Linked DNA regions of Homo sapiens: region 1 is linked to region 2. A link is a loop called in an ENCODE intact Hi-C map of the cell type or tissue named here. Cell type or tissue: heart left ventricle. All regions are shown on one strand. Each heading gives the region's core, and the rest is flanking DNA. Links, peaks and the distances in the headings are about the cores only.

Region 1 (16,516 bases), core at 4,386-12,385, 240 kb after region 2:
AGATTTTCTCCTATGTTATCTTCTAGGAGTTTCATAATTGTGTATTTTACATTTAGGTGTATGATCCATTTTGCATTACCTTTGTGAAGATGTAAAGTCTGTGTCTCGATTCTTTTCTGTGTGTGTGCATGGCTGTCCAGTTATTCCAGCACCTTTGTTAAAAGACTGTCTTCTCCATTGTATTGCCTTTGCTCCTTTGTAAAAAATCAATTGATAATTTTTTTTTTTTTTTTTGAGACGGAGTTTCACTGTTGTTGCCCAGGCTGGAGTGCAATGGCGCGATCTCAACTCACTGCAACCTCCGCCTCCCAGGCTCAAGCAATTCTCCTGCTTTAGCCTCCTAAGTAGCTGGGACTACAGGTGCCTATCATCACAACCTGGCTAACTTTTGTATTTTTTTTTAGTAAAGACAAGATTTCACCATATTGGTCAGGCTGGTCTTGAACTCCTGATCTAAGGTGATCCACCTGCCTCAGCCTCCTAACGTGTTGGGATTATAGACGTAAGCCACCGCACCCAGCCAGTTGACAATATTTATATGGGTCTATTTCTGTGCTCTTTATTCTGTGCCATTAATCTATTTATCTGGGTTTGTTTTTTTTTTCCTGCTACTACTCTGTCTTGATTACTGTAGCTTTATAGTAAGGCTTGAAATAAGGTAATTAGGAAATTAGGTAAAGTCAGTCCTCTGATTTTGTTCTTCTAAACTTCAATATTGTGTTGGCTATTCTTGGTGTTTTGCTTCTCCATATACACTTTGGTATCAGTTTGTCGATGTTCACAAAAAAATTTGCTGGGATTTTGCTGTGTCTATAAATCAAGTTGGGAAGAACTAATATTTGACAATACTGTGTCTTCCTACCCATGAACACAAAATATCTCTCCATTTATTTAGTTGTTCTTTGGTTTCTTTCATCAGAATTTTGTATTTTCCCTCATATAGATATTGTATATATTATATTTATACCTATTTCATTTTGGGGAGTGCTAATATACATGGTATAATGTTTTTAATTTCAAATTTAACTTGTTCATTGCTGGTATATAGAAGTGATTGACCACCCTGCAACCTTGCTCTAATTGCTTATTAGTTCTAGGAGGGTTTTTTGTTTGTTTTGTTTGTTTGTTTTGTTTTTGTCAATTCTTTCTGATTTTCTACATCATGTCCTCTGCGAACTGAGAGTTTTATATCTTCCTTCCTAATCTGCGTATCTTTTATTTCCTTTTCTTGTCTTATTGCATTAGCTGGAACTTCCAACATGAACTACTGAGAGAGGACATCCTTATCTGTGCCTAATCTTAGTGGGAGATATTATGCTATATACTTGTATATCTCAGAGCATCCTTACAAAAACCCTGTGAGATAAGAACTATTATAATTCTCATTTTTCATGTGAGGATACTGAAACCCGAGAAGTCATGCCCAAGGTTACATGGCTTGCAGTGGTAGAGGTAAAATTTGAACTCACATATTCTGCCCCCAGAGCCTGGTTTCCTATTCACAGGTTCCAAGGATTAGGACCTAATGTCTTTGGGGGCTATTATTCATCCTATTACAAAGACACAAGTCAGCAAGGGGCCCATGGGGAAACAGTCTCCTGACCAGGTCCCTAGAAACTTATACTATCATCCTAGGGAGACAATGCTGCTAAATAATGGCTCAAATTAGAGTGTTATATGTAAAACTGCTATTTAAATGCAATTTATTAAGGTTGTTAATATATCTAAGGAAATATAGATTTACTCATCATTCAGCGACTTTGCATCATATAATCATGATTTGTTTTTTGCCTTGAGCAAATAATTTGCCCCAAGCATAATTTCAATTTAATTAATGCCATAAAAATGAATGTGAGCATATTTATGGGGAATTAAGTTACAAAATGCTAAATTTAGTATACATTTTCTGAGGCGTGGTTCATTTGTGACTTCCATTCCTATCGTCTTATGTTTGCACAGCTGGTAACTGTAAATTCAACATGAAAACTGTATTTGAAAATCAGCAGACATTTCACTGAGGTTGGGGGTGAATTTGTCACTGCTGAATTCTGTGATGATCTACATTCTTAGTTTGTTGACTTTGAGGGGGTGATAATGGCTATATTACTCACATAGGTGTCTAGTATTGACCCAGCTTGTCATAGTATGAGATACTTGAACCATGTCTAGAAATTTTTTTCTGTTCTAACCACAGAGAGGAACACTGAACTATACCACTTGCTTAAGGAATGGGTATAACCTGGCACTGCGGAGGGGGCCCTCTGAAAGTTTATAGTTCAGCTACAGCTCTGGTTAACCTCAAGCTCAGAGGTCTAGGGAATGTGGAGGCAAAGGATATTACAGAAATCATCAGACAGACCCTCTTTCTGACTATGTTAGTGTTAATGAAGGTTCCAGTTCCCTTCCCTCTCACCCCTTAGCAGCAGTTAGTGCTTGGCACACTTTTTTCTAATGGCCCAGACAAGGGATTTCAGCTGTAAGAGTGGTCATGTGCAAAGACAGAAAAGCCTTACAATGAAAAAGCCTGACTGAGTACCTCCTTCTTGGTTTCTGAAAGGCTCAGAATGGCTTGCAACAGAAAATGGATCTTCAGCAGCTGCCCACAAACAAGGTCACCGACAACAGCAACCAGCTCTCTTCATCAGCCCCTGCCAACCCCACAAAAAGTACATATTCTCCTTCAGAAGGATCCATGAGGCCGCCATTCAATGGCTGACAGAAATGGAAAATCGATTCCAGATTCATCTCTGCTGGGAATTAAGTATATTCCTTGGAAATAATGAGTTATGAGGTCATTGAGGGCTTGTTCTTTTCCTGCTTGCAGAGACATTTTAATTTTAGAAGGAAGAGTGACTAATGAACAGGACATTCTAATTCTGGTGATGTGCTTTTTCCCATTTTAATGTCAGCTGAACCACAAAAATGTTGATATTTCTCTCTTCATTACTCCTCATGGTTCAGGAAGAACATTGTCGCCAAAGGGAAAAAAAACTGGGTAACTCCTGATCCCTCCACCCAGTTTCAAAAGACAAAATAAGGTGCAGCTCTGGTGTCAGCCAGCCTGTTTTCACTGCTCTTAGTGGGGTCATTCTATACACCAGCAGTGTCCCCACAAAACGACATTTTCCACACTTTGTCGATAGTAGTGAGATACAAGGAAGACAATGTCATTCAGAACCCAGGACGTTCAACAAGGTGGACAGAAGTTTGAAATGCAAAAATAAGAAATTCCCTTAGCAAGTCTCTCACCAAGCAGACTCACAGCTCATTCCCTCCCCCAAGTTTATAAGTACCATCTATTGAGTGCCAGCTGTAATTCTGATGTTGTTAAAATCCTGTTTACAGGCATTTTCTCATTTAATACTTGTAACAGCCCTGTGATGTCACACAATTAGTAAATTGCAGAGCTGACATTAGAAATCAGGTAACATAGTCTGTTTTCTTAAACCTTGTGCTCAAATTCAGTGGCTCTCAAACTGAAGCCTGCATCAGAATCACCTAGGGGGCTTGTCAAAACAAGGATTGCTGGGTCCCACCCCAGAATTTCTGATTCTGTAGATCAGGGGCTCAAACTCTGAGAACCATTGCTCTCATGCCTCAGTATGATCACCCACAATCACACTCTTAAAAGGCTACTTATTCAGGGAAGAACTTCAAATACAGAACACTATTCTGACTCCTCCCTTCCCTACTTCCTAAAAGAGAATCTGAGAACACTGACTGATGTGCCCAAGGCCAGGTAGGAAAACAGAAAAAATGGAGAGTTAGAGGTCTGTATTTCTCGTGTAACAATGTCCCAGTTTAGATAAAACTTCTTTACGGTGGCTCAGGACATCCAGGACACACATCCTTAATTGAGGCTCTCTACTTTAAAGTGAATGCCTCCTTCATGTGGGCAGGACTTGATCTTACTGTGGTGGTTCTCTCCACCATCACAGTCCTAGGGCAGGTTCTCAGAATTTAGAATACTTTGCATTTCTGTGTCTCTTGAGAAACGCTGGCCCCACCGTTTCAACCCTACAGTGAACTTAGCCACCAAAACAGCTACGACCTCACTACCTGAGTTTGAGTTTTTCTTTCTCTGTGAGGGTGTGTCTCTCTCTGTCTTTCTCTGTCTCTCCCTGTCTTATGTTATTGCTCACAATTTTCTTATGGATTAGCTAACCATTGGTTGATTCAATAGTAAAGCTGATGCAGTGCAATGAAATGAAATATAGTCATGTGTCACTTAATGATAGGGATACATTCGGAGAAATGCCTCATTGGGTGATTTTGTCATCATGTGAACATCACAGAGTGAATCTACATAAACCTAACCTACTACACACCCAGGCTATATGGTATAGCCTGTTGCTACTGGGCTACATACCTGTATAACATGTTACTGTACAGAATACTATAGGCAATTGTAACACAATGGTAAGTATTTGTGGGTCTGACATGGTTTGGCTCTGTGTCCCCACCCTAATCTCATCTTGAATTGGACTTCCATAATTCCCACATGTTGTGGGAGGGACACATGGGAGGTAATTTGAATCATAGGGGCAGTTTTCCCCATACTGTTCTCGTGATAGTGAATAAGTCTCAAGAGATTTGATGGGTTTATCAGGGGTTTCCGCCTTTGCACCCTTCTCATTTTTCTCTTGCTGCTGCCATGTAAGAAATGGCTTTTGCCTCCCGCCATGATTCTGAGGCCTCCCCAGAGATGTGGAATGATAAATCCAATTAAAACCTCTTTTTCTTCCCAGTCTTGGTTTTATCTTTATCAGCATCACGAAAATGGACTAATACAGTTCTAAATAAACATACCTAAATATAGAAAAGGTGATTGGTTGTGCTATGATGTTACAATGGCTATGATGTCGTTCAGTAGTAGGAATTTTTCAGCTCCATTATCACCTTACAGGACCACCTCATATATGCAGTCTGTCATTGACTGAATGTCATTATGCGGCACATGACTGTACCTGAAATAGACACAACCGGCACTTTGATTACACTGGGCAAGGAGCTAACATGACTCCTCTTCCCCACTCTTCTTCCCTTAATAATAGCCATGTCTTGGACCTTAAACAGCCACTCCTCTCTTCTTTCGCATTCACTTGGGACTGCGAGGACTTTCAGAATGGGGTACAACTACACCCAGTGCTGGAGCAGACTTCTGTGGTTTGCCTGAGCCTCTATAACACAAGGGTTCTCATGCCTCCAACGCCCTCATGGAGCTATTGTGAGGAGCTGTGCTCCTCAAAGAGGAAGTTTGAAGTGACCAAAGCCTACTTTACTGGTAGACCAAGAATTTTTTTGTTTCAATACTGAAAAGTCAGAACATAACAAAAATGGGAAATGAGGCTTCAGGTTCTACCTGTCTATATTGAAAGACTCATAGAAAGTTATTTCTTATTAAGAAATTATAAAACGAACAGGATTGGCCTAAAACAGTAAAGGGAGCCTAACCTTTGTGGTTGAATATTCCTATAATATACCAGGCACTGAGTTAGGGGCTTCAGCTATGCTATTCAATCTAATCATCATCATATCTCCGTGAACTTGGCTTTGCAATTTCAATTTCCATTTCATAGTTGAGGAGGCTGGGGCTAAGAGGTTATGTAATTTGCTTCAGATCTAATTGAGTCAAGGCTGGAACCCAGAATTTTGTTTCTTTTATGGTATATGGCCTTTTTGGAAAGGCACATGGTAAATAAAGATGGCAAAGTGGAGGAGAAAGATAAGCAACTTAGAAAGGAAAATCAAGAAAGGGTGTATGATGGAAAAATAACAAAGGCATTTACATGGATTATAGAACCAGGGCCTTTAAACCCATTAAAAAATAAAACATAAAACATAAAAAAATAAAAAACATAAAAAATAAAACATAAAAAACCCATTAGCCACAAGGAAAAATGTTTAAATGAAGACAGATTTGAGAAAGAATGAGAAACGCATAAAAGGTTTTAGGGTAGATCAGAGCACAACCTAAAGCAGGGTAGGAAAGGAGAATGGGCAACAAACACCTGTCCATGAACACACTATAACAGAGATACTCAGGGACACCTGATCAAGATGATAGAGTATAGGGATGTGGACAAATATAACTCAAATGCAGTATTTCTTTAGTCTTGTTAAAAATGAATGGGAAAAGGAAGTGCAAATAAGCATGAGATTATATAAATGGTAAAAACCTTAGAAATGTGTAAAAGAATTAGAAAAATAAATTGCCAAAAGCAGAGAGAAAGCGGGGAGGGAGGGAGAAGGAGTCGGGGAAAGAGGAAGTAGGGAAGGGGGAAGAGGAGGAGGAGGTGAAAAGAGAGTGAGGAGGGGAGGGGGAAGAGAAGAGGGAAGAGAACAGCAAAACACTGGGGGAGGAACAAAAATGTTTTAAATGTTTCCAAGGAACAAGCATGCAACTATTCTGATATCTGCAGAAATGCTGATTTTATGCTAATAAAGGAAAATACAAATACAACATACCTTTAAAAATTTCAAAATAAAACCACAGAGATGTGTTAAAGTGACAATATCAGGAAGGGGTTCTTCAGAGAAAGGATCTGTATGAATTGAAAAGCTGGGCTCAACTCTCCTTCAAGATACCTGCAATAATGCTGGCAAATTCATCTGCCTTTCCTTCTTCTCTGGCTCATTACTGAGGTGCCGCAAAATGCTGTCACATGCCCAGGCAATAAAGGGTTGGTTGGGAGGCACACCTGCTACCCTTTCTTTTATCGCTGGGAGCAAACAATGCCAGTTAGGATTTATAGCATGTCTGAAAATGCCCCAAACATAGTCACTCTCTTGGAGAACTGTGAGGAGATTCCAGACCTAGATACGGATCCCTCACAGACCCTGTTCCATGCAGCTGTTTTTATGGACTATAGGATAATAATTGAGGTTAATTGCCACTGAAAGACACACACCATATGATCTTTTTACATCCGGTTAGTGAGATGGTTCCAGCCTAGAGAGATGTTCCCAGGGGCACCACAATGATTCGCTCCCACCATTTCCCTGTACCTTACATTTATGGGTTATGCACAAGCTAATGGGGCTAATTGTTACTGCTCCAGAGGAAGTCCCTTTTGCATTTCCCCCACCTCCTGCCTAAATGTCATGTCCATTGTCTTTTTGTGCTTTGGCTTGTACACATTTTGCAGTCCACATATTTTTTTAACTGCTGTTTAAAAAAAAAAAAAAGTTACCACAAGTGGAGTTTGGCAGCCTTGACTGTTGCTCTCTGCTCAAGCGGGATTTTGTTTTTCGAGTCATAGAATAAAATGATTTAAGAAAAAGAATCCTCAGTGTTCAGGCTTTGCCTTCTAGCTTCAAAGCCTTTTACAAGCTGCAATTCATTAAACACAATAATCATTAGAGGCCAGTGGACCGACCTCTGCAGGGAGAGAGGCCAAGCCCCCCCACCCCACCCTCTTTCTCTTTGTGTTCCCAGCCACAGAAAGCAGGAGAGGGGGCGGAATAATGTTGTTCCCACCAGGCGGGCCACCCATGGCCTCCAGCCCAGGCTGCGTTTCTCTCTCCTCCTTGCCAGGGCTCCACGCTCCATTTAGCCATCGGGTACAGGCTCTTCTCTCCTCTGGGCTGCGTTTGTCTGCCTTTCACAAATAGACAGGCTGCCCACATTTTTATTTGCTTTAGATAAATGCAGAGAATTTCCTAACCACAGGGCCAGCCAAGCCTGATATATGCCCCATGGGACAGATTCCTCTCTGCCCAGCTTCTCCAGGCTGAGCCAGGAGGTATCGCACCACTTTGTCACCAAGAGATAAAGCCAGGGCACCCCCACAGCATGCAGAGCCCAGGGAGGGGGTGCACATGGCTGTGGGTCCGTGGTATTGGGGTCACTGGAATGAGAGGTATGTGGGCCACTGAGCTCCCCTGGGTCATTCCACCATTTAGAGTCCCTGTTTCTTTTGCTTTCTGTTCTTCCACACGGACCATACCCAGACCTTTTCTTAGAGACAGGGAGAAAATAATAAAGCACTCCCAAGGCCCAACCATGGCCCATGACGTTTCATATGGCAATGCCGAATTAATTTTTAGAGTTCTTCTTTCTTTCCCTTTCCCTTTGCTCTCCTCTTGTCTGCCTACTAGTTTAAGAAAACAACAAGCATAACATCCCCTTAAAACACTAACGAGTAACTATACTGTAAGGCAGCAGATTTGGCATTTAATAGCTAATCATTTCCTAATGGTACCGACAGCTTTCGGGAGTTTCATCCACAGAACAACCTTAAAAGCAGAAACTTGTGCCAGGATCTTCATGGGCTGGAGTTCCTGTGGGTGAAAGATGTGGAACCACCCCCTACCCCACCACGCCTTCCCCAGCCCCAGGCTTTTTTTCTCTACTGTCTCTACCTCTCACTCCAACCCTCTGCCTTTTCTTGAAGTCTTCCCCCGAGGCGCCTGTTTCCTCTCCCAGCTACTCCTTGATGGCTTTTCTACCAGCTCCAGATCAAATGGATCTCTCTTTCCTTCAGGTTCTTAAAACATCCATACTCAGTGGTGTCAAAATTATAATTTGAAACTTAGAAGGAACCTGAGATGCCAGCCTCTTCATTTATGGAACAGGAAATCCAGTTATTATGAGCTTAAGAGACTTTCTCAGTGTCACACAGCTAGTTTGCGGAAGGGACAAGACAAGAATCTAAGTCTCCTGGCAATGACTTGTCTGCTTACCTCCCTACACAAATGATTGCTAGAGCCAGGGATGTCTGTAGATCACCAAAGGCCATCACTCATGGCACATTTTGTCTCACCCCTGAAAAAAAAAAATGAGGCAAAGTGGTCACTGCTTTCAGCAGAATTCATTCTATTCCATTGTGAACCAGATTTCAGCCTCCAACTGCAACCTGGGGACTATCAATACTTCCTTGCTCTGCGTGTCTCCAGGAAGTTCTGTTACAAGCCCTTGCTGCTCCCTCTCCCCACTTCTCCCAATTTTGCACTACTTCACTGCTCAGGTTGCTAGCTGAGCCCCTCTGGACACAGAGCACTCAAATATGTTAACTAACACATTCAAAAGCCAAACACCACCACTTATAGTGATGCTAATTGGCACCAATGGCAGTAAAGACCAATTATATGGCAAGATTTGGGGTAAAGAGGAGGTCCAGATGACTCAGAATATATTCATATTAATTTAATATTTTTAAAATAATTTCAAACATATAGGAAAGCTTCAAAAGTACCAAGAACTCTTTTTTCCCTAAGCCTTTTGGAAGTAAGTTGCTGACGTGATGTACCACCATCCCCAGATACTTTAGTTTGTAATTTCTTCAAAAAAAGGATATATTCCCTACATAACCACAGTACCAACATGAACACTGAGACATGCACGTTGATACATTACTACCATCTAATCCACAGACCCCATTCAAGTTTCACCAATTGTCCCAGTAGTGTTCTTAATTGTAAAAGGATCCAATTCAGGATGGTGTGTTAGATGAATTGTCATGTCTTTTAATCCCTATCAATCTGGCACAATTTGTCAGTCTTTCCTTGACCTTAGTGACTTTAAGGGTTGGGATCTTAAGATTACAAGCCAGTTATTTTGCAGAATATCCTTCAACTTAAGGTTCATCTGGAATTTCCTCATGATTATATGAGATTATATATTTTGGCAGAAACAACACAGAATTGATGCTCTGATTGCATCTTATCAGGTGGTACATAATTTGTCCCATTACTGGTGATATTTTTCTTAGATACAGTAACATGTGAGTTACAGAATAACACAGCATCAAAATACATAAAGCAAAAGCCTAGAACATACGAAATGATGTACAGAACAATAGTTGGGAAAAACTCTAATAAATTTTTGACAGATCAGGGGCAAAAAAGCAAATAAGGAGAAAGAGAATTTGATAAATATAATTGATATGGCTCATTTTATATCATTTGACTTCTGGACCCCATTGACAGATCATTGACATGCTTTACATCACAGAGAAAACAGCAGTAAGTTTTCCAAGCAAGATATCTTATATTTTATTTGAAATAAAAGTATGAAAATTTCAAACTACTACTTGATTATCCAAAGGTGCTTTTAAAGATACCTCTTGGGACAAAGAAAAAGTCAAAACTATAATTAAAGAATACTTAGGAAACAATAATAATTAGGATATTATATTTTAAAATCTATAGTATGGAAGCAATGTTGTAATCAGAAGCAAATTTATAATATTAAATGTATTTTTAAATAAAGGGGGAAGGGAACGTATACTAAGAATTCTCTGAACACATTATAAACAAAGCCAAAATACCAAAATAAAGAGAAAAAGGATTCAGTAAAAAAGAAGCAAACACTAACAAACTGACATTGAGAAGAAAAAAGGATACATAAATATAAGGGTAGAATAAATTTATGATCATTAAAGTCGTGTAGTATTGCTTCAGAATTCTACAGATAGATCAATGAAATTATATAAAGCATCCAGAAATAGTGTTCATGCATAAGTACTTAATATATCAACAAGGTAGCATTTTATATTGATGAAGGATGACTCTATTATTCAATAAATGATACTGGAAAATAGATTAACCTCTGCGGGAAGATGAAGGAAGTTAAATTTCCTACTTTAGACCATGTGTCCCCAAAGTATAAATGGATTAAAGAGTTTCTAGTAAAATTAAAATATTACTTCTAAATTTTAGGCAAAAAATGACCATTATATCCCATGATGGAAGCAATCTTCCTAAATAGCATCAAGCATCGACACTCTAAAGTAAAAAGATCAATACATTTGACTATATGACTTCAAATAATTATAAAACAAAATTAAAAGGAAAAGACAAATTAGAAATATATTTGCATTATATAAAACAAAAAGAAGAGATTCCAATATATAAATAGATCTTCTAGAGCAATTAAAATTAGAAAGACCCCACTTATTGGCAATATACCAAATCACATTAATAAGGAAAAAGATTGAAATTAAAATAAAGAGATAGAACTTTGTGTTTCTTACCTTGACAAAGATTCACAAAGATATAGTCTACCCAGTGTTAGGCTTCAAGGACAAAGATACATTTCATATACTGCTGGTGGAAATATAAATTAGAACAGTCTTCTTGGAAGAAAATATGACAGTATGTATAAAAATTTAATGTGCATATTCCTCTCTAGAAATGTATTTTAAGGATTATAATTATGAAGGTGAGCAAAGACTTATGTGCAAAATGTATAATTAGGAAAAATTAGAGACAACATAAATGTCCAACAATAGGGGTTTGATTGAGTAAATTGTGGTACAGGAAAAAGACGGAATAATGTTCAGCAATTAAAATCATGTTATAGAAAAATATATAATGCTGAGTGGAAAAGGCAGGATGTAATAAAATATGATTCCTCCTTTAGTTAAAAAAGTGTGTATATACACATATATGATTTCTATATGTATAAGGAAAAAAAGAGCTCAGAAAATGCATACCAAATGTTAACAGATTAACAGCAGTTACCCCTGTTTGGGTAATTTTTGTCTTTTCATTGGTGATTTTTGTGTTTTCTATGTTTGCTACAGTAAACATGGAAGTTTTATAATCAGGGGGAAAATACTCTATTTTCAAAAGTTATTTGAGTCTTTTCATGACAGTTGCTAAATACTTTTTTCTTGTTAGTTTCCAGAAATTGCTGCTAATGAGCTTGGCTCACAAGCCAAAGCCAGGTCTACTCAGGCTTCCTTGGCCTTACCCCATCCCTGCCCATCCACCCCACCATGCCTTGTGTCACCACAGGGCTCCTCTGTATATTTTTTCCACAACCAACTCTTCCCTTAAGCCCTTTCTTGGATCCCTGGAGTAAGGAAAGGTCTGGGAAGCCCCACCAGAACTTGGGGTCTGACAGCAGCTCCACTCCTCCTCCCTAAATCCTGCAAGCAGCCTACCCTCCAGCACAGCTCTCGTCCTGCACAGCTCTCATCCCGTACAGCTTTCCTGAGTCCCAACCAGCCCCAGGACAATAAGCACTTCACAGTTTCCATGGAACAGAAGCCAAGCTGGGAGCACAGCATGGTCCGAACAAAGTATCTGAGCCACAGAGCAGAAGGCAGCCGGTGGCTGGTTGTTGTCGCTGTGTGTCCAGGGCTCACAAGAGCCCTAAGGCATGGCAATGACTAACCAAAGAATCTGAGGCCACCTTGGGATAATTTTTTTCACAATCAGACAAGAGTCTCAATGCAATAACCTCAATTAATCATGCAGAACAAGGCTAAAGAGGCATCAGGATTGTTCCCTCATGCATGTGGCCTGGGCCAGCCTGGCTTCTCTGGGCTTCTGCAAGGAGAGAGGGAGAGGCTATGGAGTGTAGGTGGAGGGGGTTTCGGGCCACAAAGCTGTGTGATTTTGAAAGCCCTTGTTAGCCTCTAAATCCTTTTCCAACAAGCTTCTGTCAACTAATATCACCTCTGTAGTGTTTTAGAGACTTGCCCATTAGAATCCTTAACACAGTCAGTCTTTAGCAGCCTGTGTGAGTGGATTGCTGCCTTCTCCTTGGAGAGCCCATTAGAACAGGTGGATGGGTTTGTTTTGAGGAAGAGGTAGGCAATGAGGAAGGTGTTTTCTGAGTGTACAGATCTAGGAGGAGACACTGAGTGAAAAAGCAGCCACTGCAGGGCTCTAGGGGCAGCAAGGAAGAGAGGAAAACAAAAAGAGGGGGTGTCTAAAGCAGGTGAATGGGTGCGGAGACACAGTTTCCCCCATCTTTCGTCCTGTGCCAGTCCTGGGCTTGGGGTTTCTACCTGTCTTCCAGCACCTGTCTTGGTGGTATGGTATAAGGGGTGGAAGGGGCTTCTTGTTTGATTGGCATGTGAGTCAGATTCAGGACAGTAGTACTCAGCTGAGATCCACCAAATTCCTGTTCTGTACTCAGGGTGATAGTTGGTATAACTTGGTTATGTGGAAGGAAATTTAATATAAAATCCACATGGGTTACCATTCTGAAAGGTCAATTCATTTTCACATGTTGAGATCTGAAGCTTTTGCATAAGTGCTGTGCATTCCACCCTGTTCGTGTCTCCTTTGCCATTCATCAGAACTTACCTGTCCCATGTCCTAGTTCTACTGAAAGTGCCCTTCTTCAGGGAGTGGCTGGTATGATAGAGAAGCCAAAATTTTTGGACATCACCCGGTACCAATGTGTTGTCACATGCTCATTGTAATATGTTTCTGAATCTAGAGGTCATATTATTTTACTTAACCTAGTAGAATGAGAAAGGGACTTGGATTATAGTGTTTGGCAATGTGGAATTCATTTTACCCACAAATAAGGAAGGCTCCCAAAGTAATTATAGCTCATTTTTATCCTTCAAGAAGTCCCAGGGATCCCAGGCTACTCCAGGCAAAGTACATTAGGAGTTATGGCCACATCTTCTCAGCAGGACTCCAGAAAAAGTGCTTTTATACGATATAGTCAGCTTATATTTCTTCCATGAGCTTCTCCTCTTATTTGTCTCTGAGAAGTTAAAAATACAGTACTCCCTTTGAGGAAGCAATCTCAATACTCATGTTCTACAACACATAATTTGGTAAAGGGGACCCTTCAGGAAACATCTCAAGGGACTTCAGTAATGTCCAGATGTCTTCCTTCTCCTTTGCATGTTGTGCTAAATCATGTCGGAAATTAGGCTTGCTACATTGTTGTCATTTTAAACAGCAATTGTGTTGTTGATACTATATCCATTTTAGAAAGAATCATAGAGGCTGGTTCTGTCTGTATCTAGAGCAAAATGACAGATCCCTGACATATTATAAATTAGAGAAAGAATGGAAAGAGTGAGAAGACAGGAGAGCTAGAAGCCAGTCTCCTGTATCAAAGTAGCTTTGTTTTTGCCTTTTTTACCCCTAGAAAAACAAGGAGAGGTTTTTTCTTTATAAATCACAATCTTTTAGAGACTTTTTCATTTAAAAAATTAGAGGTTCTTACTAAATGAGTTCCAAGTTGACATTCTTTGATGAGTTTGGGCAGGTAAGGAAGATAGATGTTTTCCCTAACTGACCACCTGGCTCAGTTCTCCCACGCTCTCTTCCCCTCCCCCGAGCGCTCCCTTGTTTAATACAAGTCTCCCATTTTCTTTGGGCTTTCACTTGATACAGCAGGGCTTCTCTGCATGACAGCCATCGTAGCCCCACAAACAGGGTTCTCCTTTCATGCAAATAATTTCTTAGATTACCGCATTTTTTCTATTTCCTTTTGTGGGGAGGAATTGTTTTTAAAAAAAATACAGTTCAATGTCTTGAGCCCATTTGCACTGATTCTCTTTAGATAACCAGAATATCACAATAATCAAAATCGGCAGTAACCATAGGCATAAGGATAGACATAAAGATAGAATCGAATTAAGATAAATAAACTGTTATATTTATGGTCAGCTGATTTTTGGCAATGATGTCAAGGAAATCTAACAGCAGAAACATCGGTATTTTTAACAAATAATACTGAGAAAATTGCATCTCCACACGCAAAAAGGTGAACTCAGACCTCACATCATACACAAAAATTGCCTTAAAATGGATGAGAGACCTAAATGTAAAAGCTAAAATATAAAACTTTTAGGAGAAAATCTTCAAAACCTTAGGTTAAGCAAAGATTTCCTAGATACAATACCAAAAGTATGACTCATAATAGAAAAGAACTTTTATTTTGGACTTCATCAAATTCAACACTTTTGTGCTTCAAAACACATCATTAAGAAAATAAAAAGACACACCACAGGCTGGGAGAAAATATTTGCAAATTCTATACCTGATAAAGGACCTGTATCCTGAATATACAAAAATATCTTACAATTCAATAAGATGACAACACGATTAAAAAAGGATTAAAGATAGGAATAAACATTAAAAAAAATCAATGACTAGCTAATAACTGCAGAAAAAAGATGGTCCACATTATTAGTTATTAGGGAAATGCAAATCAAAAGCATAAGGAGATTTATATCATACATACTAGAATCGCCATAATAAAAAAGACATAATAGTCAACATTCCAGGACATGGAGAGTTAGGAACATTTTCAGTGCTGGTGGGAATGTAAAATAGTATAGATGCTTTGGAAAAAAGTTTGATAGTTTCTTAAATATTAAACATAAATTTACCATATGACCAAGCAATTTCAGTCCTATGTATCTAACCAAGAGAAATGACAACATATGTCCACACAAAGATTTGCACACAAATGTTCATAGCAGCATGATTCATAATAACCTAAAAGTGAACATAATCCAAGTGTCCATAAACTGGTGAATAAATAAAATGTGGTATATACATACAGTAGAATACTCTCAGCAATAAAAAAGAATGAATTCTTGATACATGCTACAACATTAATGAACCTCAAAAACATTATTTTAAGTGAAAGAAGCAAGACACAAAAGACTACACACTGAATTATTCCATTTATATGAAACGTCCAGAAAAGGCAAACCTACAGAAACAGAAAGTGGATTAGTCATTGCCTGGGGCTAGGGATAGGAACAGGGATTAACTAAATGAATAGAAGGGATCTTATTGGGGTGATGAAATATTTTAAAACTGGGTTATTGTGATGTTGCACCACTCAGTCAATCTACAAAAAAAATCATTGAATTGTACACTTAAAGTAGGTGAATTTCATTGTATGTAAATTACACCTCAATAAATTTGTTAAAAGTTAGTAGCTATCAAAAGAAACTCAATGATAGATCTCAATTTCAATTTAAAATGTATTTAATTCTTCATCAACCTATTCCCCTAAGAGAAAAAGAGGAGAATAGTTCTCTAACTGTAAACAATATAATAGAGAATGTCTTTTCTGGAAGCATAAAATAGCCTATTAGTTATACCTAACCATACCCAAAAGGAAAGCTAGATTTCTTTTACACATTTTCTTTGTAGAAGGTATTCCATCCGAATAAAACTTGATCCCATCTCACAAAGAATTGGTCCTGAATCAGATATTTTAAAGTCAGATGTTAGGACAGTTAGCCATCATATTTTCCCAAATAGAAGAAAATCTTTTCCAAATGGAAGAAAAAGAAGAAAAGAAACAAAAAAAAAAAGAGGTGGGTGTGGGGGGAGAAAGGGAGAGAGGAAGAAAGAAAAGCAAAAAAGCTAGAAGAAGAAACAAAGCATCTGAGATTTGGAGAACCTCAAGCCAATCTTCAAGGTTGGAAACATTTCACAAAATTGATGAACCAAATTCCCATAGCACCCAACTCGTAGAGACAATTTTCAGGGAGAAAGACCCACTGCTATCTCCTCATTAGCATACCTGTTGCTTTACATTCTATGCTTGAATAAATATACAACATGCAAGTTGTATAGGAAAGCACTAGCCAGCTGCCCCTAAGTTTGATTAACTTTAGGAGCCACTGAAATAAAATAACCAAGTGCCTCACCCTCTGATAGCCAGGGCAATCTGCAAACCACTACCCACTTATGGAAGTCCTGATCCTGAGCAGAGTACAGCTTGTCCTGTGCCTTCAGTGTCTGAACCTCGTGCAGATTATGCTTCAGAGGGTGGTGTGATTTAACA
Region 2 (16,051 bases), core at 1-8,000:
CCAGGAGTAGTCCGTACTGCTTCTCTTATACATGAGAGATATCTAAGGACTATAAAACATAACTTAAGTATACCCTTTTAATGCCTTTGTAAGATTTTTAAACCAAGGAATGACTGGGCTATCTATAAACCCAGATGCACTAAGTGGGGAGAAAAGCTCGGAGCTGCAGCATATCAGCTTTTGTCAACCTGCCAACAGCAGAGCGTACCATGCTGCAAGGAGTAATAAACAAGGAATTAGAAAACTCGCTGCTGGAGAACAGTCAAATTAAACACCTTTTTGAAAGGATGAGCATGTATATATTGCAGTTCTATTAAATGTAGCTTCTTAGTGAGGTTGGCATTATGTTAAGGCTGGTATGGAAGAGAACTGATGAAGCAGGAGTGGTCTGGTGACATTTTTCTGACTTGATTGGCTGGGGCGTGTGATGTAATAGGTTTCAGTGCAGCCCCTTATAGGTTTTAAAATGAATTCCAAGACACCATTACAAAGAAAGCCGGACTCTTTTCTTATAACTGAGCTCAGCCAAGGAAACTCTTGCACAAATGTACAATACTGTTTGGAATATGGAAGACCTGGATTTAGAATATGCCAAGACAGATATAAATTGTGGCACAGACTTGATGTTTTATATAGAAATGGACCCACCAGGTAATACTGCAGTATTATTGTAGAGAGTTAGTTAATTTCGTGGCTTTTTAATTTTTCGAAAGCTACTGTAAAAGATCCTTTTTGGATTTCTGTTTTTATTAATTTGTTTCATTGATAAAAATTAGTTTGCTCATGGCTTAAAAATTAAACAGATTGTTTGACTGTCTGTGGAAGCAAGCAGCTCAGGCTGTGTGTGGTAAATGCTTATTCTTACTTGAATGGATATGAATTGAACTCCAGTTTTTCACTGGTGTCTTTTGTTAATCGAGATCCTTCCCTGGGTGAGTTATGTTGTGGGATATTGTCCCTGTAATTAAAATGATGCATCTTTTGTGCTGCTTTTCTCTGTTGCCAGTGGATGAGAACAGTGTAGCACTTTGCAGTGATAACACTTGGTACTTTAGAAAGCATGTAAAATGTAGCAGTGATTACAACTCAGTTCTCTAAATGTTGAGACTTTGCTTGCTCTCTCATATTAAGATATTATAATGAAAAAAGAAGTTGACTTTCCATTATTGTTAGTCTTTGTAAAATATTCTTGGTAGATACCTGAAATCATTTTTTGTATAAGTTAAAATAGTAACAGTGCTTTAAAACTTATGACAGAATTTACCTAAAAATCCTAGATTTATTTTGTTTCCTAAGTAAGTTGTTTTATTCCAATGTTAGCTCTCCCCCTGCCCCCATTTAAGGTATTCAGGAATACTGCAGTCTTTTATTTGTCACCAATTGGTATATATGAATACTGATTTGACATTGAGGAAGGGGGATATCATTTTTAATCAGACCTAGTATATAGAGCACAATTTATCCAACAGAATATTAACATATTAAAGAGATTTAGGGCACAGATGAGAGTTTCTTAAAGTGGCTTTTGGCAGAACAGTGCCTGAAATACTAAGATTAGAGAAACCCAATTGCTCCTCTTAAAACATACTGCTGTAGATGAGCCTTTTTATTACTGCAACAGAGTTTGTGGAGGACAGAGACCAAATTTGTCTTTCGTAATTAAATAAGAGGAAATTAAAGCCAACTCATGTTATTCCTGCTACTCATATGTTCATAGTTTCTTACTTTAGATGGATTTGACCAGGCATGAAACTTTAATATAACTAGAATCTAGAAGTACAGAATGTCATGACTCTGGATTTACTTTGAAATTTATTCACATGGCCAGCCCAATTTATTTGTTAGTTTCTAAGGCTCTCTCTCTTTTCTCCTTTTCAGTTTCATTTCTTTTTGAGCCATGCTCTGAAAGATTTTTTTTAAGAAAATTATCTTCCATATTGCATGGAATTGTGAACTAATGCTATATATTTCAGTTACTCTAACTTTTTATTTTTTTAAAGTAAAAGTATTCATCTAAAGAAATTTAGTTCTAATGTAGTTGGGATTGCGAACAACTTTTTCTTTTTCATCTGCAGCACTGCCTCCTAAACCACCAAAACCTACTACTGTAGCCAACAACGGTATGAATAACAATATGTCCTTACAAGATGCTGAATGGTACTGGGGAGATATCTCGAGGTAAGGCTACAGAAACTTCATTTTCAGAGAGTTTTAGATTAAAAGAAAGAAAAGCACCAGCTTGCTAAGTTCCATTTTTAGGATATCATCCAACATAAGCATGAAGCATAGTTGGTTCTCTTCCAAAGACGACCAGAAAAAGTCACTGAGCACTGGAGAACTGTGGGTGCTGGATGCCACAGGAAATTAAATACCCGGGAAGTTTCATTATTGACAGAGATGTCAGTGAAGTGCCAGAGTGAAGTGGCACTGCCTAAGAACAGAGTGTGAAGGCACTCTATCTATTAAGCACAACTCTAAGAATTCTTGCCTTAAACACAATAAGAAAACAATGCCATTTTATGTTAGCTTTGGGAAGGGGGAGTAAGGTTGGAGAAACTCTTTTGAGATCATGAGTTTCTGTGCTCATTTGTCAGAGAGATTGTAATGTTTGGTTGAAAAAATAAAAACTTAGTACCACAGATACACCAATAGTGAAAGTGATATGCACCTGTTTGTGATGAGACTGCAATTGCTAACATTTCTATTTAAACAAATTATTAGCTCTTATTAGTGAGCTCTGAAAATGCAATTCATTAATTTAAATCTATGTGGGCAGGAGGAATATGGGCACTCACTGTACTTTCCACTTGATTTTGCTGTGAACCTAAAACTGCTCTAAAAAATAGCCTATTTTAAAAAATATAAATCTGTGGTCACTAAACCTTAAGATGAGCATTGTTTTGTGTTTTCATTTCAGGGAAGAAGTGAATGAAAAACTTCGAGATACAGCAGACGGGACCTTTTTGGTACGAGATGCGTCTACTAAAATGCATGGTGATTATACTCTTACACTAAGGTAAGCCAGGGAATATAGCTGAAATTAGGGTTTTGGGCTGATATTAAAACATATTTCCTTATTCCAAAATGTTAATACCTTTATTTTTATATTGTTTTTACAGGAAAGGGGGAAATAACAAATTAATCAAAATATTTCATCGAGATGGGAAATATGGCTTCTCTGACCCATTAACCTTCAGTTCTGTGGTTGAATTAATAAACCACTACCGGAATGAATCTCTAGCTCAGTATAATCCCAAATTGGATGTGAAATTACTTTATCCAGTATCCAAATACCAACAGGTAATAAAAACTGAATGAATTATCCAGTTACGATGTTTAGACAAGATCCTTTTAATACTTAGAAAACATTTGAAGCAGATGAATTACATGTAATCAAGTCTAAAAAACTTGACACTCGTAATTACATAATTGCAATTTTAAAGATGTTTCCATGTCAGCTATTTTGTTAAACAATTGTTATTTGATTAAATACCTTATCCATTGAATTTATTTTAATCTTTCTAGGATCAAGTTGTCAAAGAAGATAATATTGAAGCTGTAGGGAAAAAATTACATGAATATAACACTCAGTTTCAAGAAAAAAGTCGAGAATATGATAGATTATATGAAGAATATACCCGCACATCCCAGGTGAGTTTTCTATGAAAATCAGATTAAAAAATAAGAGTTCTAAACTTTTAAAGACTAACATGGAAAAAAGAATTTAAAAGGTTGAGTTTTTACGAATGAGGTGGGGGTGAGAGCATTTATTTGTGAATCATTGTTGATTATTCTAGTGTAATATCTCTAAAGCTTTAAACCAAAAATTTTAAGTATCAGAATAATAAATTAAGTTCACGTGATAACTGAAGCAGTCACTGAGTTTCAAGTTGATTTAATTCGTGATAGAAGGATCCTGTTTAGATTGGAAGTTAGTAATAACTGGAAGTTTCACAGACTTGTCTAATCCCTGAAATGGAGATTTAGGCATTAATATATATCCTACCATGAAAAGGAAGGGCTATATACTGCTGTGCTTTTCTAGACCCTTATTCTTCACTGGTCACTCATGTATCTGGGAATGCCAGAGGGAACAGAAAACAACAGGGATGCTATAAACTACAATAGCTTTTAAGAAGATAAAAACTATAGGAAATTGCTACGCAATCATTTTTCATAGATTGAGAAAATTCTCCAGAGGAAATACTTGTTTCTGGGATACTGTTTTAATGGATTTTATGAATTTGAGTCCCACTCTGCTAATAATACAGATCAAATGTCCTGGTAGTGTCTTGCAGTAAGAGATTGTTCTATGAAAGGTATGACATTATCTTTTTAAAATTATGTTGCAGGAAATCCAAATGAAAAGGACAGCTATTGAAGCATTTAATGAAACCATAAAAATATTTGAAGAACAGTGCCAGACCCAAGAGCGGTACAGCAAAGAATACATAGAAAAGTTTAAACGTGAAGGCAATGAGAAAGAAATACAAAGGTTGGTGTTTCCCTTGTTCTTGTGCTAGAGATAACCAAAATCCTCTAAAACCATTTAAAGATGATCTCGCTTTCTGTGCTTTGAATGATCACGTGGACACAGGAAGGGGAATATCACTCTGGGGACTGTGGTGGGGTGGGGGGAGGAGGGAGGGATAGCATTGGGAGATATACCTAATGCTAGATGACGAGTTAGTGGGTGCGGCGCACCAGCATGGCACATGTATACATATGTAACTAACCTGCACAATGTGCACATGTACCCTAAAACTTAAAGTATAATAAAAATAAAAAAATAAAATAAAATAAAATATGTTGAGCCACTCCAAAAAAAAAAAAAAATGACAGGAAGAGAAGCCACGCTTTACCTAAGGAAAACTGCTGGGAAACCATAGTGAAACTTTTCATAAACTTTGGGGACCGTTCCTGATGTACCCAGATAATAACAAATACGTTTCTTTTGCCTGCAGGATTATGCATAATTATGATAAGTTGAAGTCTCGAATCAGTGAAATTATTGACAGTAGAAGAAGATTGGAAGAAGACTTGAAGAAGCAGGCAGCTGAGTATCGAGAAATTGACAAACGTATGAACAGCATTAAACCAGACCTTATCCAGCTGAGAAAGACGAGAGACCAATACTTGATGTAAGTATTTGAAATGGAATCCTATACATGAATAATTGGTGATTGCTACAATTCAGGATGAGTTAATGCGTTCTCTTTTCAAAACTGTTTTTCAGGTGGTTGACTCAAAAAGGTGTTCGGCAAAAGAAGTTGAACGAGTGGTTGGGCAATGAAAACACTGAAGAGTAAGTAGTTACTAAAGATGGTGATAGCAGAAGATTTTTCTCATTTTAGGAAAATGCATGACTTGCTTTGTTTTTAGAACAAGTGAGGAATTTTACTGAGTTTGGAACATCTTGTAGGAGAAAATGTATAAACTCAGTGCCATTATCCAGAATTTTAAAAAAAGAAAGCTTAGCTAAGGAGGACTAGGATTTATTTTTACTCATAATGCTGTGAAACAACTCTCTGTGTCCATAATGATGTCCCTGAACATCTGAAAAATCCCAAAATATTTTTGGAACAGTCAGAGAAAAAATAATTATGCTTAATATATTTTAAAGCTTAAGTATATACTTTGTTTGAATTAGTCAAAAACTGGCAATCTGCCTAGTCAATTTCCTGATCTAAACTGGATAAACGAGATTGTTTTAATACCTTCCACTCTGCCCAGGTACCTGAGTGTGGTTGCTTGAAAACAGAAATAGTACAGTTGATTGGTAACTCTTTGTCCTGGGAGGTTGCACTGGAGGCTGAATACCAGGAGAGGAAAACTCAGGTCGGGCAGAGGCAGGCATGTGATGGCCAGTCTGACTGGCTTGGTAGGGGCCAGGAGGGAAGTGACGGGGGTATGCCTAGGGAAGACAGCAAGGCAGGCTGATGGCTCCTGCACTCTTCATTTAGAAACTTTCTGTCCTGCCTGCCTAGCCAATATTCACTGGTGGAAGATGATGAAGATTTGCCCCATCATGATGAGAAGACATGGAATGTTGGAAGCAGCAACCGAAACAAAGCTGAAAACCTGTTGCGAGGGAAGCGAGATGGCACTTTTCTTGTCCGGGAGAGCAGTAAACAGGGCTGCTATGCCTGCTCTGTAGTGTATGTATCTCCAGCAAACTTTTCTTTACAACATCTCATGAAGAGATGTTTCATTTATTCATTCATTGAGTTTTGGGGGCAAAGATTTGACATAGTTTTAGTCTTGAATAAGCTTACAGTACAATAATGTAGAAGAGAAACCAAAGCAGCTGTAATACCATTTTAAAGTCTAGCCAGAAGTGTATGTTAATACAGTCTAATAGATACCTACTGTTTAGTTGGAAGACTAGGTTTGGATTCCCATTCAGTGCTAATTAATCATGAGAAATCGCCAAGTCTTTTTTTCTCATCTTTAAAATGGAAGTGGCAGTGCCTGCCTTTTTTGCCTCTCAAGGCTACTATAGTTAGAATCTGAGGTAATTTATGTGAGAACATCACCCATAGGAAAAATACTCATCAGGAACAGGTGAAAAAAAAAAGGATTCTGATCATTATCCTTGAGATAGGTACACCCACATTGGATCACTGACATCACCATTTCCAAGAAATTAATGTCCTCTAGTAGGGAATGGTTCTAAAAGTATGTTACACTCCATGATCACCTTTCATTTAATGAGAGAAATAGTCCTACAGCAAAGAAGGGTACTTTTGTCCTTACTGTGCATAAGGGCACATGCAGAGATGGAGAGTTGTGCAGACACCTCAAGGACAGCCAGAAAGAAGGAATCCTATGAATAGTCATAATGGGAGTAATAGTAACACTGCTAGTCATGGAGCACTGCAGATAGTTGTCCTCATCATGATTGGAAGCTACCACTTGTTGCATGCTTACTGCATGTCAGGCATTCTATCTAGCATTTTGCATGCATGATCTCATTTCATTTCTCAAAGTAACTGTATTACATGTATTTTACTATTGTCTTCCCTTTAAACCATTTTAAAGATGAAAATACAGTCAGTCAGTGAAGCTGGGTTACCTACCCAAGGCACTCGGCCAGGTGTCAGTTGTAACCTAGGACCCTTTCCCCAAGTTGAGACTGCACAATAATGCTTTTTATTAAAGATGCCCTGAAGAGTTGTGAATTGTCTTGGACAAGCTCAAAAGACAGTTTTTCTTCTCTCCTCTCTAGGGTGGACGGCGAAGTAAAGCATTGTGTCATAAACAAAACAGCAACTGGCTATGGCTTTGCCGAGCCCTATAACTTGTACAGCTCTCTGAAAGAACTGGTGCTACATTACCAACACACCTCCCTTGTGCAGCACAACGACTCCCTCAATGTCACACTAGCCTACCCAGTATATGCACAGCAGAGGCGATGAAGCGCTTACTCTTTGATCCTTCTCCTGAAGTTCAGCCACCCTGAGGCCTCTGGAAAGCAAAGGGCTCCTCTCCAGTCTGATCTGTGAATTGAGCTGCAGAAACGAAGCCATCTTTCTTTGGATGGGACTAGAGCTTTCTTTCACAAAAAAGAAGTAGGGGAAGACATGCAGCCTAAGGCTGTATGATGACCACACGTTCCTAAGCTGGAGTGCTTATCCCTTCTTTTTCTTTTTTTCTTTGGTTTAATTTAAAGCCACAACCACATACAACACAAAGAGAAAAAGAAATGCAAAAATCTCTGCGTGCAGGGACAAAGAGGCCTTTAACCATGGTGCTTGTTAATGCTTTCTGAAGCTTTACCAGCTGAAAGTTGGGACTCTGGAGAGCGGAGGAGAGAGAGGCAGAAGAACCCTGGCCTGAGAAGGTTTGGTCCAGCCTGGTTTAGCCTGGATGTTGCTGTGCACGGTGGACCCAGACACATCGCACTGTGGATTATTTCATTTTGTAACAAATGAACGATATGTAGCAGAAAGGCACGTCCACTCACAAGGGACGCTTTGGGAGAATGTCAGTTCATGTATGTTCAGAAGAAATTCTGTCATAGAAAGTGCCAGAAAGTGTTTAACTTGTCAAAAAACAAAAACCCAGCAACAGAAAAATGGAGTTTGGAAAACAGGACTTAAAATGACATTCAGTATATAAAATATGTACATAATATTGGATGACTAACTATCAAATAGATGGATTTGTATCAATACCAAATAGCTTCTGTTTTGTTTTGCTGAAGGCTAAATTCACAGCGCTATGCAATTCTTAATTTTCATTAAGTTGTTATTTCAGTTTTAAATGTACCTTCAGAATAAGCTTCCCCACCCCAGTTTTTGTTGCTTGAAAATATTGTTGTCCCGGATTTTTGTTAATATTCATTTTTGTTATCCTTTTTTAAAAGTAAATGTACAGGATGCCAGTAAAAAAAAAAAATGGCTTCAGAATTAAAACTATGAAATATTTTACAGTTTTTCTTGTACAGAGTACTTGGCTGTTAGCCCAAGGTTAAAAAGTTCATAACAGATTTTTTTTGGACTGTTTTGTTGGGCAGTGCCTGATAAGCTTCAAAGCTGCTTTATTCAATAAAAAAAAGAAATGAAAAAGATATATGAATATGACAAAGTATTGCTGAGTCCAACAATGTTGTTTTAAGACTCTTAAAATACGGTACCTGGCAATGTTTATTTCATAAAGAATTGTGAACTTCTTGAATCTAGGGAGGGGGAATGTAGTGAAGGGATGTATCAAGTGGGGTGGTGGGAGGGGGAGGCAAGGTTATATGCACTTTCTCATGATTTACAGAGAAGTGAATAACTGCAAAGTGAAGTTGCTTCTTCTACTTCAGTCTTCTCTCACTTTGATTTGCTAGTTGTTATCAATTAATGACAATTACAAACCTACTGTATCTCTAATACAGTGTGACTGGTCAGGTATTTCAGTTCTTAGGAAGGAAGTGCCAAGTTTGTTTTTGGGTTCCTGGAACAGCGCTCACCTTTGTTTAGAACACTGGTTTAAAGGGATAATCATCTCTGTCACATTAGACTATCCATCATGACCAGCAAATACTCATTTTAGGAAAAAAAAAAGCATGATCTGAAAAATACTTTTGGTGGTATGTTGGTTACCCTCCTAGCTTTCCATTTGGTTTAGAACATAAAGCAAATAGACACAGTCATACTGTCACTGCTCTGGACTGTGTGGAGCTCGCTAAAGTCATGGTCATTGCAGGAATCCAAGTGGCAGTCCTTCTCATTCATTCTAATCATTGTATGTGCTTCACTACGGGGGGGAGAAGGAAACGTTAGCATCATGTTTCCCATTTAGGGCAGGAGTGAGAGGTCTCTCTTCCTGATTTAGATATGCAAAAGCTGGTATGTTCAGTAGGAACTGTACATGTGTTGGGAGGCATAAAGACTAATTAGCAACCATAATATGGTCACTACCCTAATAGACTAAATGAAATCTTGCAATTTCAAATTACTCTTTCTCCATATTAGATTTACCCACAGCTATATTTCTGTTTAAGTACTAGGGTGAGGGTTTTCTGTTACTTTGTTTTTTAATGTTGTTCCTTTTGAAAGAATCAGTCTTGCAGCTGAGTGAAAAATCTGTGGAATGTATTATTTGTCCTCTTTACATGAAACTACTCATACTTAAGCAAAAGTCAGTCTTATAGCAAGACTGTTAGCCCTCAAACTTGACTCTACTGATCTGACCATTTCCCTCTCATCGCCAGACAACTGACGATTTCCCTGGTTTTAGTCTGCGTCTCTGCTTTAAAGTTATTGTGATATCCTTCTAGATCATACACAAGTCTAACAGTTAATTAGTTAACAGTTTTTAAACTAGGTTTGTGGGTATTTTTTTGGTAGCACATGTATGCTATTACATACAAATTTTTATTTCTAAAATATAAGATCTGAGATTGAATATTTTCATTAAAAGCTACAGTTTTGTGAATCTTTGTGCTTCAACATTCTTTGCAAGATGATACGGTATTTAGGCATTTGCCTTATTTTTGCATCTCACAAACATAAGTGCAATAGATCTTTTCATTGAACAGCAAAGTAGGATTCATCATTCCATATGACTTGAGTTACACCAGACCTGTTCTGCCCAATGCCTTTTTGATTACAGTGTAGCTTGCCCACCGCATTTGTCGTTTTAGATACTTTGCTAGCCGGCCACTTTGGATTTCATCAGACAGTCCTAACAATATTGTCTGAACGGCTGAATATGAATAGATACAGCAGAGGCACTCCTGATATATGATTTTTATCCATGCGTCAGTTTTTCCCACCCAGTGTAGCATCCTAAAGATAAAGCCAGAAGCTAAGCTGCAGTGAGGCTGTGATTGGGCGTAGAAGTGGGAGCATTGGGACCTCACATTACACACACGAGAGATCATAACCATGTGAAAAGGCAAAAAGCATGTGTTTGCAACATCTGATAACTTCATGGCCTTTGATAAATGTATATATGTATATGTGCATGGACTGTGTTTCCAGTACACCTTTCAGCCAAAACAGATCCACAGTAGTTGTTGAGTTCAAGTACATAAAGTACATAACAAGCGAACGTCTAGTACAATTCTTACTTATGTGTATGGGATTTTTCCCTTTGAGGTTGCTTTGTTTTGTCTTACAAAGGTGAAAATTGTTTGTAAGTGAAGTGAGAAGTTCATATTTCTTTGGCTTTTTTGTGTTTTTAAAAGTTACTCCTTTTAGGGAGCTGGTCTGATGACTTGCTTAGCTTGGAAATCCTTGTTTTCAGTGTGTCGAGTCAAAATGTGTTTATGTGAGCTGTCACTGTGGGGAACCAATTGCTTTGTCATATAGCTGGTTATGAACTAGTAACATGTTTGGGAAGTCCTACTGATGTTCCTTTGGAAGAAAAAATCTGCTGGTTTTAACAACTGTGCTTTTGCTATGTATGGTATCCAAGTTAGTTGAAACGCAGACACTGAGATCTGTTTGAGTTTAGGGTCATTTTTAGAAAGGGGCAGTTTAAAGCACAATGTCTCACATGGGACAAAGTTCCAAAATGCCAAATTCTTATTTTTTAAAAAGCTAGTTCTATAAAATACTGGTATTATGGGTGGGGAGGAAATAGAATTGAGTCAATTGGAAAGACTATCCAACTTAACATGAAACTTGTCACCATGAGATAGCATTAGCTGCCCAGGATGCTGCTATATATATATATATATATATATATGTGTGTGTGTGTGTGTGTGTGTGTGTATATATATATATATATATATATATATATATATATATATATGTGTGTGTATATATATATATATGTGTATATATATATGTATATACATATATGTATATATATGCACATATATATATGTATTTAAAAAAATCAAAACAAAAAAAAACTCATTTATACCTGTGTATTTTTTAAAGCTACAATCTGTTCAATGTTTTTAAAAATCTGTTTATATGACATTGTTAAAATAAAGTTGGTCTTTTGACGAGAGGGAGGATGTCACGGTCAGTTGTAACTTTGCCTTCACAAGGCAACTGGGGTGGGGGGTGGGGGTAGTGTGCCTCCTTGACATTTCGTTCAAGTTATAGATTCAATGGAGCTATGTCTTGTTTTAAGTTGCTTTAATGCATTGTATTAGATCTTCAAACAGAATAAAGGTTGTTTTGAAACTGAAGTTTTGGGTTGAAATTTCACTTATCACCTAAGAAATCTTTCTAAAACAGCTACCTTTTGGCTTATAAATGTTGCTGCTATTTCTGTTGTCTCCCACCCACTCCCTTTTGATTGTTATCACAGTATCTCATTTTTGTAAAGTTGAGAAGGACATTGAGTGGTCACATGTAAGTAATACATATGAGCTGTCTTTCATAATTTCACTGTTTTTTGAGACGGAGTCGGAGTCTCACTCTGTTGCCCAGGCTGGAGTGCAGTGGCGCTATCTCGGCTCACTGCAAGCTCCACCTCCTGGGTTTACGCCATTCTCCTGCCTCAGCCTCCCGAGCAGCTGGGTCTACAGGCGCCCGCCACCATGTCCGGCTAATTTTTTGTATTTTTAGTAGAGACGGGGTTTCACCGTGTTAGCCAGGATGGTCTCGATCTCCTGACCTCGTGATCCACTCGCCTCGGCCTCTCAAAGTGCTGGGATTACAGGCGTGAGCCACCGCGCCCGGCCAATTTCACCATCTTAAATGAGGAAATACACCTAGGTAATGTCCCTTCAAGGCACGTTCTCGCTATAGGAAAACTAGAATGCCCATCATCCTTCAATTCTCGCCTCCTCCGCATTCATACCCAAACCTTGAGAATCATCCTCTAAGAACGAAGTGTCCAGTTTTGTCTCTGTTGTGCAGTCTGCATATTTTGAACACTCACAGTGCAGGGATGACATGGGACTGTAGACAGGGAGCTAAGTTACACCTCAAATGCAGATTTTACATTGTATCACCTAGTCAAGATACACAAGTCTTACTGTAGGATAACTTTCCCATTTGTTTTGATTGCTAAGTGGACTTAAGGCAATACCACTTTGCATGTATATGGTGTTTACATGTAGACACAGTGAGGGTCTAGACCTGAAAGACATAGTCTAGTAGTAGAGGGGAGAGGGACGTACAAATAATTACTCTCAGGGCAACAATGACTAATATTTTTTGAGTATGGCAGTAGCTCCCAGACTGATGTTCTGCTTTCCCCCTGCTCTGTTTGGTATCACAGAGAACTATATTCGCTGGAGCGCTTGTCCTGGGGCTTCTAGGTGTCTCTTCCCTGGCTCTAGCTCCTGCCAGATAGACCCTCATTTTCAGGTCTGAGCAAACCCCCTCTGCTCTAGCTCTCAGGAGAAGGCTCTGGAAACATTACCTACTCCCATTTTTTACTCCAGCCCAAGAAGTGGTTGCAGCTTTATGCTGTTGCTAAACGTCTGGTTTCCCTCACCACCCCCATTTGGTTTCTGAACCCTTCCCTCACTCAAGTAATTATCATTCAATTATTCCAGTAAGAGCTAGGGTAATTCCCCCCCCACATACACACACTGGTCTCTGACATATCAAGTGATTATTATCTGTTAAACTCTTTGTTTTACTCTTTCCACAATTACCTGGGTAAGATGATTATATTCCCATTCTTTAGATGAGAAAACAAGCATAGATGTGAGATGACTTGCTCAAGATCATGCAGCATCTGAGAACAGAGTTGAACGCATAGGCTTCTCAAGCCAGAGCTCTTTGCCCCTATGCTGTAATGTAATAGACTTTCAATGGAAAATGCACAAGAGAATGCAAAAAAAAAAAAAAAAAAAGGCTCACTGGTAACTTTTTGCTGGGGAGGTAACCATGTGGCTTTCAATTAGTAGACAGTGCACAGGTGGTCAATGATGAATCACAGGAAATAGCCTGGGCTTGCTTTAAACCAGTGGTTCCCAAAGTGTGGTTCCCAGACTAACAGCATTCACATCAGCATCACTTGGAAACCTGTTAGAAGTACAAATTCACAGGCCCTACCCCTGACCTACTAACTCTGACACTGGAGCCCAGCAATCTGTTTCAACAAGCTGAGTGATTTTAATGTATACTAAAGTTTGAAGATCACGACTTTAGATCACCTGCTTACTGAAATAGTACTTCTAGCATTTTAACTAAAAACCATTACCATTAATGAGTGATATGTTACTTTCTAATTTATTTTCATAATGTAGGCCATAGGAAAAAGAAAACAGATTGATTTGCAGTTTAGGAGGCCCAGTCTGCTCTTTTTATCTGTCTTTAACCAGCTGTGGGAAGTGGGCCAATTCAAGGCACCTTCCAGGCCTCCAACTCCTTATCTGTGAGATAAAGGTATGGGCCTCTGGGACTCCTTCTAGAGCATATGCTGTGATTAAGTGAGCTGAATGAAGATTCCCAGTCCCCCAATTCTCCATTTACAACTTGACCACCAATTTTAACCCACAACTAATGGTCCTTTATGTTGCCAGTGACTATGGCCAAGTGAAAGCATGCCTCGAATTGGGGTATACTTTTCTTGCTGACATCTTAAAAGTGACACTTGAGGCGAATCTAAACTGGCAGCCAAGTTCTTGACAGTGTGGAGAGAGTGTATTTGGAAATGACACTCTGCCCATCTACCTAAAGCGTGAAGTGCTAAGAGAATTTGGCCTACCAAACCCTCTGGGGCATGGTGGGAGGCAGGAAAGTAGAGTCTGTTAAGACCTGATACAATGTCAGTCAATTTCAAAAACCCTTTTTTTTCCCCCGAACTTGTCCCTTAAAAGGTCTATTTAAAAATAAAAATCAGTTGCAATATCTTAAAGAGACAGAATTGATTATTCACTCTCCAAACTTCAGATTATCTTCTCAAAAGATAGCACTTTGTAACCTCCAGTTTGGTATTGCTGTCATAAATCAACTCAACAGAAAACCGCTGAGATGCTTTGGGGGAGGGAGGGTGTGGAGGATAAATGAGTAATCACCAACATGCTAATCTGCATTTTGCTTTCCAGAAGGAAAAGAGAAATTCCCTTCTCTCTGTAGCACTCAATCATAAGAGTCTGAAGCATCACCTCAGGCTTAACTTGTTAAATAAAATATTCTAAATCTATACCTGTCTTGACAGGTGTAAAGGTTTGGCCTATAATATGAGAACAGGACAGTCAACCTCTAACTACCACCACTAATCACATTAGGAAGAAAGTTACAAGGGAGGTCTATTCATCACCAAGACTGCTCATTAGAATTATAGTTTTGACTGTGAAATATACCATACGTTGTAAGACTAACTCGCTGGAACCAATTTATTTATGGAGCTCTCATTTCAGAACTCAGTGATTTATAGTCCAAACCCTCACAAATCAAAAAATATAGATAACTTCATCACAATGGAGATGATGTGCTAGTCACTTTATGTCATATTTACTGTCCTCTAACAGAGGCCCAGTGCCATGTTTAAAACTATTTAAAATAGTTTTGTTGACAGTGGTGATGATCTGTTTCTTTGGACCTGCGAGGATAAGACATCCAACGAGATGTCTAACGTACTGATTCATTCAAAGCTTTATTGAGCACCTACTATTTGCTGGACACTATTTCCCTCTGAAGGTCCAGTGATAAGACAGGTGAAATCAAAGATTACAGTCTGCTGGTGAAAGCAAACTCAAACAACTGCCCTCTATCATGAGATACAGAGAGGAATGAACACTAAGTCTCAAGCAGGCCTGCATGAGCAGCTAGGCCAAGCTTCAGAGAAGAGTTGACATTTCAAATGTTTCCTACTCTAGTAAAACAGGCCCATGTACTCCTGGTGGTTGCTCCTCCCACCAGCCTTCATGGAAGCTGGTTCTATTGAGGCTAGACCATTGTACTTCTTTAATATAATCACTTTTCAGGTGACATGTTTGGTTTTTCAATACTGTCAAAGGCATTATCTCCATTATAAGTTCTCTAGAGTTCAATGTTCCCATCTGCAGTTCCCATGCTGCAGGTGGTTCAGACAGCTGACATCACACACCTCAGCTTCAGGCAAGCCACTTTTCTCCCTGTCCAGGGACAGATGCCAGGGCCTCACTTGGCTCTTTGCCTTGGCACATTAGACGTGATCTGCATGCAACTGTACCTTTTCCTTTTATTTTAGATGAGAAATTCTCAACCCTAGCTGAACATTAGGATCACCTGGGTATCCATTTAATAGAAAACCTGACTTATTGGAGTCTCTAGGGGTGAGCATTAAATAAGATGTACAGAATGCACCTGCAACATGGCTGGCACTTAATAAATGGAAGGCAATAAATATAGTTGTTAGTCAGTCTTGCCTATCAAGATTAGATTCCCCAAAACTATCGCTTTCGATTTCCTGTCGTTTTTAGGATAGGGCTGGCTGGACACATGGTAAATCACCCAAAATCTGTAACTTTTAAGATATTTTATATAAGATATTTATATTTATTCATATCTGTACCTACTTTCAGGAAGTATTTACCTTTTATTGGCTCTTAGGCACACAGCATTGATTTACTCATCCAATGGACTAAAAATCACCAATTTATGTGTGGCTGGCTCTTCTATTATTCTGAAATATTGTATAACATTAAATACATTGA

Evidence for each region. Hi-C counts contacts between places; a loop is a spot of excess contacts. Peaks named below come from ENCODE experiments on the same cell type or tissue, not always from the same donor. Only the 100,000 strongest peaks of a DNase experiment are listed, where the experiment ranks them.
Region 1: it touches region 2 in a loop (2.6-fold over the local background); 8 of 110 quality-filtered maps call a loop at or near these places.

Annotation. Positions count from the first base shown.
Region 1 is chr5:68,526,951-68,543,466 of GRCh38, forward strand. The region is part of intron 3 of LOC105379013 (a long non-coding RNA gene); the gene reads right to left. LOC105379011 (a long non-coding RNA gene) reads right to left here. Exons shown (of 4, transcript XR_001742694.1): 2 at 4,810-4,967. Among named protein-coding and RNA genes, the nearest start is that of PIK3R1, 320 kb to the left of the region's middle. In heart left ventricle, for the core only: no CTCF peak of the experiment used is centred there; no DNase peak of the experiment used is centred there; H3K4me3 peaks cover 898 bases; H3K27ac peaks cover 791 bases.
Region 2 is chr5:68,290,184-68,306,234 of GRCh38, forward strand. PIK3R1 (phosphoinositide-3-kinase regulatory subunit 1) reads left to right here. Exons shown (of 16, transcript NM_181523.3): 8 at 2,076-2,178; 9 at 2,918-3,016; 10 at 3,120-3,300; 11 at 3,526-3,651; 12 at 4,353-4,495; 13 at 4,965-5,141; 14 at 5,237-5,305; 15 at 5,988-6,158; 16 at 7,229-11,638. The coding sequence ends at 7,418. Among named protein-coding and RNA genes, the nearest start is that of PIK3R1, 82 kb to the left of the region's middle. In heart left ventricle, for the core only: no CTCF peak of the experiment used is centred there; no DNase peak of the experiment used is centred there; H3K4me3 peaks cover 2,489 bases; H3K27ac peaks cover 2,294 bases.